3 separate regions of the Homo sapiens genome follow, and all the other regions are linked to region 2. Evidence: chromatin contacts called from ENCODE Hi-C or POLR2A ChIA-PET data. All regions are on one chromosome and are shown on one strand. Each heading gives the region's core, a stretch centred on a gene start or an enhancer-like site at or near the end of the contact. The rest is flanking DNA. Distances are from core to core; before and after follow the strand shown. Region 1 holds the start of EDF1 (endothelial differentiation related factor 1). Region 2 holds the start of PTGDS (prostaglandin D2 synthase). Region 3 holds the start of MAN1B1-DT (MAN1B1 divergent transcript).

Region 1 (4,017 bases), core at 1,518-4,017, 110 kb after region 2:
AGACCCCCCAAAGCTGCTTCTTTGTATCAGCTGCTTTCCTCTGGGCCCGAAGTCGGAAGAATCCAGGAATAGGAGGGAGTGCAAACAAACGACCCCGGAGTGGGACGGACGGAGTGGGATGGAGTGGGACGGAGTGGGCAGTGAGGACAGCCTCACACAGACACCTGTATCCATCATGCCTTGGTGCAGGGAGTGCCAAGGACAGGGCACAAGTGACTTGTGGCATCAGGCCTGGACTCCCGATGGAGGGCCAGATGGGACAACGGCTGTCTTGGTGGACACCTGCAGAGGACAGCTAGATGTAGCTGTCCCCTCTCTCTCAGCCCAGGCTCACTACGGAGCTAGCTGAGCCCCACTTGCATGGGTCTCCCAGGCTCTGAAAAGGGCCTCCCAATGCGTTCATGAGATCAGGTGTTGGTTAAGTTTGTCATGTTAGGAGGCCTGAACTGCAGTGTTAACAAGGCTGCCTCTTTCCAGGCCAACTCCACCTTCATCACAATCTTCCTGGGGGCTGGTGGCACTGGAGTGACGATAAGCATTTTTGGCACACAACAAAGGGGGACTTGAGTGGAGATACATCCAGTCAGAGTTTATGGGATATTTTCTTTTTCTTTCTTTCTTTTTTTTGTTTTTCTGAGACAGCAGAGTCTTGCTCTGTCCCTAGGCTGGAGTGCAATGGTGCGGTGTCGTCGACTCACTGCAACCTCCGCCTCCCGGTTCAAGCAATTCTCCTGCCTCAGCCTCCTGAGTAGCTGGGACTACAGGCACGCACCACCATGCCCAGCTGATTTTTGTATTTTTAATAGAGACAGGGTTTCACCGTGTTGGCCAGGATGATCTCGATCTCTCAACCTCGTGATCCATCCGCCTCGGCCTTCCAAAGTGCTGGGATTACAGAAGTGAGCCACTGCGCCCGGCCACAAGAGATTATTTTCATTCAGTGGAAGCACATCCTTGCTGGCCGGCTGAGGCTGTTGAGTCCTTAGCCGAACGGAGCTTGGTGCTGGAAGTCGGCGGGAAACAGAGAAGCAAGGTTTGTATGGACGGAGCCATCAGTGTGTCCCCAAGGTTCTTCCAATCATCCGGTGTGAAAAACGGTAAGCAGAAGACTCAACTTCCCACTGCCTGGTTAGAATTACAGTTGTCTCCTCCGCGGAGTGCATTTGCTAATGCAGCATTTCCAATTTAATACAGCATTTATGTATGTTTTCTTTTTGGATGGAGACTGCATTTATCAGGTTCCTTGTTTGTGGAGCATCTATTCAAAGCCCGGAAGTCAATACTATGATTAGGGCCTGCGGTGGCTCAAGCCTGTAATCCCAGGCTTTGGGAGGCCGAGGCGGGAGGATCACGCGAGCTCAGGAGTTCCAGACCGACGAGCCAGGGCGGCACGGAGACCCCATCTCTACCCCACAAAATACAAAAATTAGCCAGGCGTGGGGGCCGCGCCTATAGTCCCATCGCTTGAGCGCAGGACGTCGAGGCTGCAGTGAGCTGAGATCTCAATGTTGTGCTCCAGCGTGGGCCACAGAGTGAGACCCTGTCTATAAAAATAAAAATCCTAAAAAAGTTGTTCAATGATAATGTATAATGACCTTTCTCATTATACAAAACGGCTGGAAAATAGGGTATTACAGAATTATTGTCATATAACATATACACTTTATACATTACAGAAAATAAACATCATGCAAAACCATTCATTTTTGCAACCGATGTTTTCACAGTTTTCCATTCTTTTTCTTTTTTTTTGAAACGCAGTTTCATTCTTGTTGCCCAGGCTGGAGTGCAATAGCGCGATCTCGGCTCACCGCAACCTCCGCCTCCCGGGTTCAACTGATTCTTCTGCCTCAGCCTCCCCGAGTAGCTGAGATTACAGGTGCCCGCCACCACGTCCGGCTAATTTTGTATTTTTAGTAGAGACGGGGTTTCTCCATGTTGGTCAGGCTGGTCTCGAACTCCCGACCTCAGGTGATACGCCCGCCTCGGCCTCCCAAAGTTCTGGGACTACAGGCGTGAACCACCGTGCCCGGCTTGCGTTCTTTTTCTTAAAGAGTCCCACCTGCGGATCACGAGATCAGGAGATCGAGACCATCCTGGCCCGTCTCTACTAAAAATAAAATAAAATAAAATAAATAAATTAGCCGGGCGTGGTGGCTGGCGCCTGTAGTCCCAGGTACTCGGGAGGCTGAGGCAGGAGAATGGCATGAACCCGGGAGACGGAGTGAGCCGAGATCGCGCCACGGCACCCAGCCTGGGCGATAGAGCAAGACTCCATCTCAAAAAATAAAAGTTAAAAAAAAAAAAGTGTCCCACCCCACGCTGCGTTTCGGGCCCCACGGCCCTGGTCCTCGAGCGCAGGTCCCAGCCGCGCAGGCGGCAAAACAAAGGGGGGCGGCCGCACGGCTAGAGCGGAGACCCCGCGCCCCCTCCGCCCGCGTGGCCCGGCCGGGGTGCGGGGCCCGGGGAGGCACGGGGGCTGCGCGTCGGGGCGCAGCCGCCGCCCGCGTGTGCTCGGAGGCCGCGGGGCCCGGGCTCCGGGGTCCTCCCGACCTGCAGCCCCAGCGGCTACCGCGCCTCGCCAGGCCAGGCCAGGCCCCGACGTCGCCTTCCCTACGTCGCCGGCGCCCGGCCACGACGTCCCTCAGACGAGCCGAACGCCGAATGGCCCCGAGCACGGGAAGTGCCCGCCCCCCGCGTGCAGCCAGCCAATGGGACGCCGAAAGCGGGGAGGTGCCGAGGGGACGTAGCGTCGCCGCGCCAGGTCTCTAGCAGCTGCCGCTGAGCCGCCGGACGGACGCTCGTCTTCGCCCGCCATGGCCGAGAGCGACTGGGACACGGTGACGGTGCTGCGCAAGAAGGGCCCTACGGCCGCCCAGGCCAAATCCAAGCAGGTGCTTTGCTGACTGAGGAGCGGCCGGGCCGGGCGGGGCGGACGCTGGGCCGGGGCCACGGACCGTGGGGCAGGGGGCTCGGGGAAGGGCAGGCGGGGCCTGGGACAGGGCGCAGGGGACGGGGACAAGGCTGGGGTGCCGGGGGCAGGACGGGGTTCGAAGGGCGGGGCGAATCGCAGGGGTAGGAGGACCGGGCCAGGACAGGGGTGGGAAGGTGGGGGGCGGACCCAGGAGGGGATGGACGGACCCAGGAGGCAGGGGGCGGGCGACTGGAGGAGGAGAGGAGCAGGGAACCGGACGGGGCAAGGGGCAGGCGATAGGGCCGGGACCAGTGCCAGGGTGGGGCGGGGAGGGGATAGGGGCAGGGACTGTTGGTGGGGACAGGTGTGAGGACAGAGGCAGGAGGTGGGGACGGGGACGGGGACAAGGCTGGGGGCCTTGTGTGAGGATAGGGGACAGAGAACCAGGGTGGGCACTGGGAACGGGGGCAGGGATGGAGATGGGGACAGGGCTTGGAAGAACAGGGTAGAGTGGGGTACAGGGCTTAGGACAGGGGTGGGGACTGGGGCAAGCAGCAGGAACCAGCGATGAAGGTGGGGAATTGGGGTTGGGATAGGGCTGGGGGCCATTGGACAGCAGTTGAGGGCCTGGGGCGGGAGACTGGGTGACGGGGCAGAGGTTAGTGACCTGAGTGGGAGCTGGGGACAGGGGGTAGGCTCCTCCCTGAGAGTTTTCTCTCTGCCTGGGACCTGCTTGGTTCTACTGGTCTCCGCTGGTCAGATACTGCCCAGGGAGCCTGCCTGGGTGCATCACAGGCTGTAGAGAGTGCCTGCTTCAGGGGACCCCATGAGCAGGTGGACCCTGTTGCACAGGTGGAAGATGGGCGTGCCCTGAACAGTACTTGTGGAAGGAGATTACCAATGTGGCTGATGGATCCGAGGGTCAGTTGTGAGTCTGATGTAATAGGGAGGACAGTTTAGTCACCGCCTCTGCCTCATTCGTACCCTCAGGTGGCCTAGGGCTGAAGCCTTTGAGGCCAGTTGGGCCAGGATGCGCTGGGGCTCTGGTGACAGGGATTCATTGGTCTGCCCTACCCTTACTGGTTGCACAGTCAAAACCAAAT
Region 2 (4,085 bases), core at 952-3,451:
CAGAAGTCGCTGCCAGAACCGGAAGTGAAGAGGTTTCCCCGTGGGAGCCATTCCCCAGGTGGGAGTGAGGAAACCCCTGGGTCCTGGGGAGGAGAATTGGGAGGAGGCATATGGAGGGGCCTTGGGGGGCTGCTTATGTGGGGAAAACTCCAGAGGGCAGGGAAGGGGCCTGACAAGACAATGGTGGGCTCCAGAGAGGATCCAACCCCCTGGAGGAAGGGTCTCTCTGTCCCTAACACTTGTGCATGGGTAGTCACGCCCAGGCCTGGCCTTTGCCTCTGACGCTGGTGGGGCAGCCATCACCTCCCACCCCATGGATCTCCGCGGCAGGGGGCTGGCCCAGAGTCGTCCCGGCAAGTGTCGCCCCCAGGCTGGGCCCAGGGGGCCGGTGGAGGCCCCACTCACGGGGACTCCGGTAGCTGTAGGAGCCGAGGGACCCCGCGGGCTGCAGCAGCATGGTTCGGGTCTCACACTGGTTTTTCCTGTAGGTGGGTGACCTCAGGGTCAGGGGTTAGGCCCGAGGGTGTCCCTGGACCTCTCCGTCCCAGAAACCCACCTGCCCGCTGTCCCACCTGAGGAAGGTGGAGGTCAGGTTGAGGCCACCATCCGTGGCAGGGGCCACCACAGACTTGCACATGGACAACGCCGCCTTCTTCTCCCGGAGCCAGCTCGAGTTGGAGGCGAGGCCCGCGCTGAACCAGCGCCCCAGGAACTGCGGCGAGCGACCCCCACCCGCGTCGGCCAGGACCCTCCGGACCCACCTGCGCCTACCTGCGGGGGCGCCTCTGCCGTCTACTCCTCCGGTCTCCAACCCGGCCCCGCCCCCACGCCCAATCCCCCGAGCAGCCACGCCCCTCACGCCCCGCCCCAGGAACTGACCCCCGCCCCTCAATCCCCGCCCCAGGAGATGACCCCGCCCCTCACATCTCCGCCCCAGGAGCTGACCACGCCCCTCACATCCCCGCCCCAGGAGATGACCCCGCCCCTCACATCCCCGCCCCAGGAGCTGACCACGCCCCTCACGACCCCGCCCCAAGAGCTGGCCCCGCCCTTCATGTCCACAACCAGGGAACTGACCGCGCCCCTCACGCCCCATGCCCCCCTAGGAGCTGACCCCGCCCCTCACGTCCCCGCCCCAGGAGCTGACCACGCCCATCAGGCCCCCGCCCCGCCCCGGGAGGTGGCCCCGCCCCTCACGCCCCGCCCCAGGAGATGACCACGCCCCACTTCCCCCTCCCCCGGAGATGGCCCCGCCCCTCACGCCTCAGCCCCAGAAGCTGGCCACGCCCCTGACACCCAGCACCCCCGTCTGGCCACGCCCCTCCCGAGGACAGTCCCTCACCCTCGCACGCCGCCCACCAGCCAGCTTCGGCCCCTCCGCCCCCGGTCCCGATTCTGTGCCCTGGCTGAGCGCCTGGCCCATACAGCGGGCGGCAGAGGACGTCGCATTCCTGGCGGGGATCGGGGCGGGTCTTCGGCTCAGCTCTGCGGACCGCTGGGGTTCTCCTCGACGCCAGGGAGGGGCGCGCGGCGCGGGGACCCGCGCTCCGGCGCTTCCCCGAGCAGCTCCCGGGCGAGAGCGCGCGTCGCCGGCTGTCTGTGCGGTGCGCGTCCCTCCCAACCCCCACCGCGCACGGAGTGTTTGTCGCCATCCCTGTGCCCCACCCGCCCGTGTCCTGGCACCCAGGTGTGGAACGTGCGCTCGTGTGTCCTCTGGGGGTCGCGTGCCCACAGGGGTGGACGTGTCTGGCTGGCGTGGGCGCGTGTGTGGCCCGGTGTCTGCGTGGCCCATCAGGGGAGACGGGACGCGGTGCCCAGGGAGGGCTTCTCGCGGGCAGCCTCCTCGGGCGGCTACCCAGCCTCCTTCCTGCGCGCCCGCTCAGTCCCTGGCCGGCACTGCCCGGCACTGCGGGACTTCGCTCACTCCTCCCAGGGGGAAGACCCAGCCGGAAAGTGCCCTTCCCCTGACAGGGTCCTGTAGCCCTTGGGGATGACGCAGGAAAGCCCCTCACCTTGTCCTGCTGGAAGTTGGGCTGCACGGAGACCTGGGCCTCCGGTGCTGCCTGCAGGTCGCCCAGCACCCCCAGCAGGGCCAGTCCCATCCACAGTGTGTGATGAGTAGCCATTCTCCTGCAGCAGAGCGGGTGTCCGGGGCCTGGTGCCAGTGGTGTGGGAGAGCGAGGGAGGTGTGCAGGAGGAGCGGAGGGCACTGAGGAGACCCCTATTTATGGGCCAGGCTTGGCCTCCACCCAGGGCCCGGGGACAGCCCACTGAACACTCGTGATGCTGGGGGATGGGGTGGCCAGGCACAGCTGCAGCCTCGTCCCCCACAGGGCGCTTATGCAAGAGGCCTGGGCCTGCTGCCCCAGCTGAGGCAGCGTGGGGGTGAGGCAGAGGCCCCTGCCCACTGGTCCCAGAGACAGAGCTGGCAGGGACCTTGCCCACCCTCCTCCTGCTGGCAGGGCCCACCAACCCAGCGGCCCTGATAGGGCAGGGGCTGTGTTCCTCAGCCATGCCCGCCTCCGAGGCCTCTGGTGACTTCCCACTGGGGGCCAGGACCCACATCTCACAGCCCCTACCATCATTCCCTTTCCGAGCCCTGCCACCCCAGAAGGGGACACAAGCCCCACTTCCACCCTGAGAGTTTGGTCCTGAAACGCCCAGCAAGTGAAGTGTTGATGAGAAGCTCAGGCCAAGGTAGAGAAACTTGATCTGGCCCGCAGGGTCCCGAGGGCCAGGTTTGCTGGGCATGGCTTCCCCCATGGCCAGCTGTTGGGGCTCTGATAGTGACCCCTGGGTGCCCATTTCAGCCTGGGGCACCTTTGGGCTTGAGCACAGGCCCTATCCCTTGCCAGAGGCCCCAACTTCCCCCAGCAATCCCCCCACCCCAAGTCTGCCCCCCGCCGAGTCTGGGCCTCCCCACCCCGAGTCTGGTCCAGACTCGGGAGCACCCCGTGGGGCTGTCCTGTTACCCCAGCGCTGCACCCAGCTCCTTGGGCCCCTCCAGCTCGTTGGCCCTGGCTGGGGCCCTGTCACAGGCCGTCACAGGCAGGCACATGTGGTGGGCCCTCTCTGGATTCTGTTGGGACTGAGCTTCCCTGGCAGGCGTGGTGGGTGAGCGCTGCCGCTGGTCTGAAGGTGAGCCCGGGTGGGGAGCTGGGAAATGTACATGAGAGCAGGAGTGAGTCGGATGGGGTGGGGTGGTGAGCTTCTACGGGGCTGCTGGCGACCACTGGGGGCCGGAGCCCGTCTTCTTCCTGGATTCTGTGGCCCATCCCTTGCTGGGGGCGCACGAGCCCTGGGAGTGGGCTGGTGTGGACTGCTTCCTTGTTCCCCTTCCCCAGTGCCCGGGGGTCAAGGAGCCCAGACTGGGGGAGGCGCATGCCTATGTAGCAGCAGGGGCTAGTGGGCAGCACTGGTGTCAGGGCTGGTGGGGGTGGCCGGGTAGCATCCCAGGCAGAGGCCAAGGTGAGGGAGTGAGTCCCAGGGAGCCGGGAGGCACCTGAGAGGCAGGGAGAAGGAGGGCAGCGGTGCAGGGGGGCCAAGGCAGTCCTGAGAACCCACTCCTCCACCTGGACCTCCTATCAACCCCTGCCTGAAGCAGCAGCGTGCTGCTAGCTCAGATGCCATCTGTGCCATGGGCTGAGAGGGAGAGTCTGTTGGAACAGATAGGGGTGGGGTGCCTAAACCCGGGACCCCGCGTGGCCCGCAAGCCTGGCTCAGCTACAGAGCTGGGGGCTGCCGTCAGGACAGGGGAGGGGCAGGAAGAGAGTTGCGGCTGGGATATCACCACAAGACTGGCCTCCTGCCCGCTGCCAGCTGAGTCCTGGCTGTCATTCCACTCTGGTGGGGCTGGTGGCTCGCTGACTGGCCTGGCTGGAGGTCCCAACCCAGGCTAGGCTGGTCCAGGACAAGAGCGCCTCCCGGTGGTGAGCAAGCTCTGGGGTGTGGTGGCGGGTGGCCCGGGGCAGGGAGACCCAGGACACGTGGCTCTGGGTCTGAATGGCTTCCGTCTGGGCAGGCCTGGGTCACCTGCCAGGGAGGGACTCTGAAGTCTGATGGGGCCGGGTCCTCCCATAGCCAGA
Region 3 (3,695 bases), core at 614-3,113, 110 kb before region 2:
CCTTGTCCATAACACAGAACCCCACATCTTTTGCCTTCCTATTTTCCATTCAGGGACGTTCAGCATGTGGCAGGTGGGCAGGAGCCCTTTAGCTTTGCTCCAAAGAGAAGCATCTTAGACCAAGTGAGAAGAGATTCTCCACATCCTCACCAGAACTCTGCCTGGTCTTTTCCAAACACACGCTAATGAGTGCTACGAAATTTGTGTGGTTATTTAGGCTGAGTGTTCAAGCCCACCAGCTGACTTACTCTATAAGGGAGGCTGGACATATCAGTACTTACACCAGAGACCTAGAAAGTAGTCAGACAGCATCAAATTAACATCTGTGTTCTAGCCAGGTGGTTACATACAGCTCTACCTTTCTCTTTATCTTGATTTCTTGCCAATTCGTTGCCATATATGCCTCCTGGAGCTGTTTAAGGTAGAATGCAAGATTGCTTCTGCCCAATCAACCCTCAACACAGATATCGTTTTCAAGTACACGTGTTTCTGATACCTTTCCAATGGTCAGCCAAGTTGATGTAGAAGAGGAGTCCACAGAAAAGCAGAAAGGCAAGGAGGAAGAGAATCATATTCCGCTGCAATCTCGACAGTTGCTTCCATTTCTAAGGGAGGTACAGAGAATGACATTTCTTACTGAATATATCACACGGAACGTCTCAACTGTCACAAACTGTGAGGACAATAAGGAATTCTTCTGGAAGATCCAGTGTTCAGCTCTATTTCTTTTTTTTTTTGGAAACAGGGTCTCATTCTGTTACACCTAGGCTGGAGTGTAGTGGGTGGAACGCGGGATGAGCCACCGTGCCCGGCCAGCTCTATTTATTTTGAATGGGGAGAAGTTCCCTCTCAGCAGGGAGTAGGAACATTGCTGGGACAATACTACAGATGTCGTTAATACAGTGGTGCAGATGAGACGAGGATAAGAAAAAAGCAGAAACATTTCTGTCACATTTCATCAACAGTGGAGAAAGACTCCTGCGACTCCCACAGATGTAGCCCAGGCACCGCCCAGGCGATGCACAGTCCGCATGTGGTTATCAATGCCCTTCGGCCTGAGACCACCACGAACAGACCAGGAGCCAATCAAGAGGGGCTCATTTCTCACTGTACCGAGGGGAGCATACACCACGGGGAACCTCCGGTTTCCGCTCCAAGAGGGGCAGGCGCCTGGGCCAGGACCTTGCAGAAAAGCGAACGAAGCCCAGAAAACCTGCTGGGGCTCTGAGCCCTCTTCCCACCACCGCCCCGCAGAATTTGGGCCGCTGAGACCGCTGCAGGCGAGCCGCCCACGGCTGCCCCAACCAGGAACGCACATTTGCCCCTTTTTGCGGGGAAGGGGTGGAGAGGGCGGCGCCTGGGGAGTCGAGTCCGCCCGCCCAGGTCCCGCTCGGAGCCGCAGTCTGGGAGGGCGGCGGGCACGGCAGCCCCGGGCCCCAGTCAGCCCGGCGCGACCCTCACCCTCCAGCACGAGCGCCGCCGCCAACTCTTGCTGTTGTCATAGTTCTCGCCAAAGCTCAGCGTCACCGAGATGAAGTCCCGATGAGGCGGCGGCGGCGGCGGTGGGTACATGACTACAGTGGTGGCGACGGCCCAAGGGGCCCCGCCCACTGGCGGCGTCAGGAAGTCCGACTGAGAGGAACCGAGAGCTCCGCTTCTCCTGCCCTCGCAGGCAGCCATCGCAGCGCCGTCAACAGCCCGCCCATCACACGGATACGCGACTGCGCGTGCGCTGCGTCTCTATGCGGCCAGTGCGCCCGCGCCTGTCTCCGCTGCGCTCCAGCGTACGGGGCTGCGTCCTACGGCGACTGCGTCAGACAACTGCTGCGACTCCGCCCTGCCCTCAGGTTCATTGCGCATGCGTCCGGCAGCGCCTGCCCAGGTGTGCTACGAGCGTAGCTGTAGCAACGGGGCGGGCCTTGGTTCGCCTGGGGCGTGGTCGCTGTCTGGGGCTCCCACGTGGTTCGCCTCATGGGCCTGGAGCTGGGCTTCTCTCGCCTCCTGTCGTCTGGCTGCACCGACTTTGCCCACGCCCTCACGGGAGACGCAGACACTAGGGACCCGGGGAGGCGCCCGGGCGGGGCCGCCATGTTGGCAGAGAGTCCCAGCGTCCCGCGCCTCGGTTCCGGAACCCGCGGCGCGGGGATGGAGCTGGGCTGCCCTTGGGCGCCGTCCTGGGCTGGTGCCCACCCTGGCCGCGTGGTCACCGGCAAGAAGCCCAGGGCCTCACCCAGGCGTGGGGGCCGGGGGAAGGACCGGACCCTCCCGAAGTCGCGGACCAGGCCGGGCGGCACCCGGGCTGGGGTGGCTGCTACCCCGAGCTAAGCTGGCTGCGCCGCATCTCACGGTCCCCGGGGCCCGAGCGCTGCGCCTGGACCGGCGCCGAGCGAGGCGGCCAATCGGCCGGCTGGACCCACAGTCCCCGCGCCATAGGCGGGTCGGGGCTTTCAGACCCGGCTCCCAGCCCTCGAACTCGGTAACCTTGGAGGTCAGCTTGAGATGACTGCGCTTCCTGCACGCGTTGTCCTCCCCAGAAACGCCCAAAATGGCAAAGCGGCGTCCGTGGCCGCCCGAGGCCCTCCCTGCCTGGGTTCTCCCCAGCCGAACCTCACGCCCGGCCCCTCCTTCATTCTCTCCTGGCCAGGCTGCTCCTGCCCTTGGGCGAATCCGCTGCGTCCCACGGTCCTGACTGTGGCATTTCTGCGTGTCTGGAGAGCTCCCCCGGCAGCGACGTCCTGCTTAGCACGTGGCTCGTCTAACTCTGTTCCCCTGGCCTCCTGCTCTTCTAGGGGTCATCTTTAGGTTTCTGCTGGTCTCTGCCCCCTGTGACACTTGCTGGTACCCAAATGAAGTCGTTTATGTCACACTCTAACAAGAGGCCCTGAAGAAGCCCTCACAAAAACATTAGCAACGGAGCGCCTGCGGCAAACCCTTCTAACCTTTGGTCTTTATGGTTTCAAAGCAGTTTATGGGAACTTCTCTTTTTTAAAAGATTCCCCTTGGGGCCAGGCGCGGTGGCTTCTGTAATCCCAGGACTTTGGGAGGCCGAGGCAGGTGGATCACTTGAGGTCAGGAGTTCAAGACTAGCCTGGCCAACATGGTGAGACACCCGTCTCTACAAAAAACACAAAAAAATTAGCAGGGCATGGTTGGTGGCAGGCACCTGTAGTCCCAGCTACACGGGAGGCTTAGGCAGGAGAATTCCTTGAACCCAGGAGGTGGAGGTTGCAGTGAGCCGAGATGGCACCACTGCACTCCAGCCTGGGCAACAGAGCAAGACTCTGTCTCAAAAAAAAAAAAAAAAAAAAAAAAGAAATTTCCCGTGGGCGGGGCACAGTGACTCATGCCTGTAGTAATCCCAGCACTTTTGGAGGCCAAGGTGGGCAGATCCCCTGAGCTCAGGAGTCCAACCTGGGCAACATGGTGAAACCCCTGTCTCTACAAAAAATAAAAAAATGAGTCCAGTGTGGTGGTGTGCACCTGTGGTCCCAGCTACTCTGGAGGCTGAGGTGGGAAGACCACCTAAGCCCCAGGAGGTCGAGGCTGCAGTGAGCCATGATTGCACCACTGCACTCCAGCCTGGGCAACAGAGTGAGATCCAGTCTCAAAAAAAAAAAATTCCCCCTTTCCTCAATCCCCACCCCACCCCCCCACCACATGCCTGTGACCCACTGAGGCTTGCATACTCTGCATTG

The links. Hi-C counts contacts between places; a loop is a spot of excess contacts on that map. ChIA-PET counts read pairs that join two places held with the same protein, here RNA polymerase II (POLR2A). Pooled maps may share reads with other maps.
Region 1: a loop to region 2 is called in a pooled map, with 3 times the contacts of the local background. The contact joins the promoter of EDF1 here to the promoter of PTGDS in region 2. A Hi-C loop is called at or near these places in 5 of 50 pooled maps. POLR2A ChIA-PET finds 5 or more read pairs at or near these places in 8 of 52 experiments (A549, BJ, H1 and 5 more).
Region 3: a pooled map shows a loop between it and region 2 (3-fold over the local background). The contact joins the promoter of MAN1B1-DT here to the promoter of PTGDS in region 2. A Hi-C loop is called at or near these places in 3 of 50 pooled maps. POLR2A ChIA-PET finds 5 or more read pairs at or near these places in 5 of 52 experiments (GM12878, T-cell and WTC11).

Annotation. Positions count from the first base shown.
Region 1 is chr9:136,865,058-136,869,074 of GRCh38, reverse strand. EDF1 (endothelial differentiation related factor 1) reads left to right here and starts at 2,767. Exons shown (of 5, transcript NM_003792.4): 1 at 2,767-2,894. The coding sequence starts at 2,817. RefSeq lists silencers at 2,466-2,775, 2,876-3,065.
Region 2 is chr9:136,975,620-136,979,704 of GRCh38, reverse strand. PTGDS (prostaglandin D2 synthase) reads right to left here and starts at 2,201. Exons shown (of 7, transcript NM_000954.6): 1 at 2,013-2,201; 2 at 573-712; 3 at 406-482. The coding sequence starts at 2,126. It also overlaps LOC124902312. RefSeq lists an enhancer at 162-1,141.
Region 3 is chr9:137,084,985-137,088,679 of GRCh38, reverse strand. It overlaps MAN1B1-DT (MAN1B1 divergent transcript), which reads left to right and starts at 1,863. Exons shown (of 1, transcript NR_027447.1): 1 at 1,863-3,695. MAN1B1 (mannosidase alpha class 1B member 1) reads right to left here and starts at 1,695. Exons shown (of 13, transcript NM_016219.5): 1 at 1,462-1,695; 2 at 497-605. The coding sequence starts at 1,680. RefSeq lists silencers at 1,332-1,561, 2,112-2,341 and an enhancer at 1,542-1,771.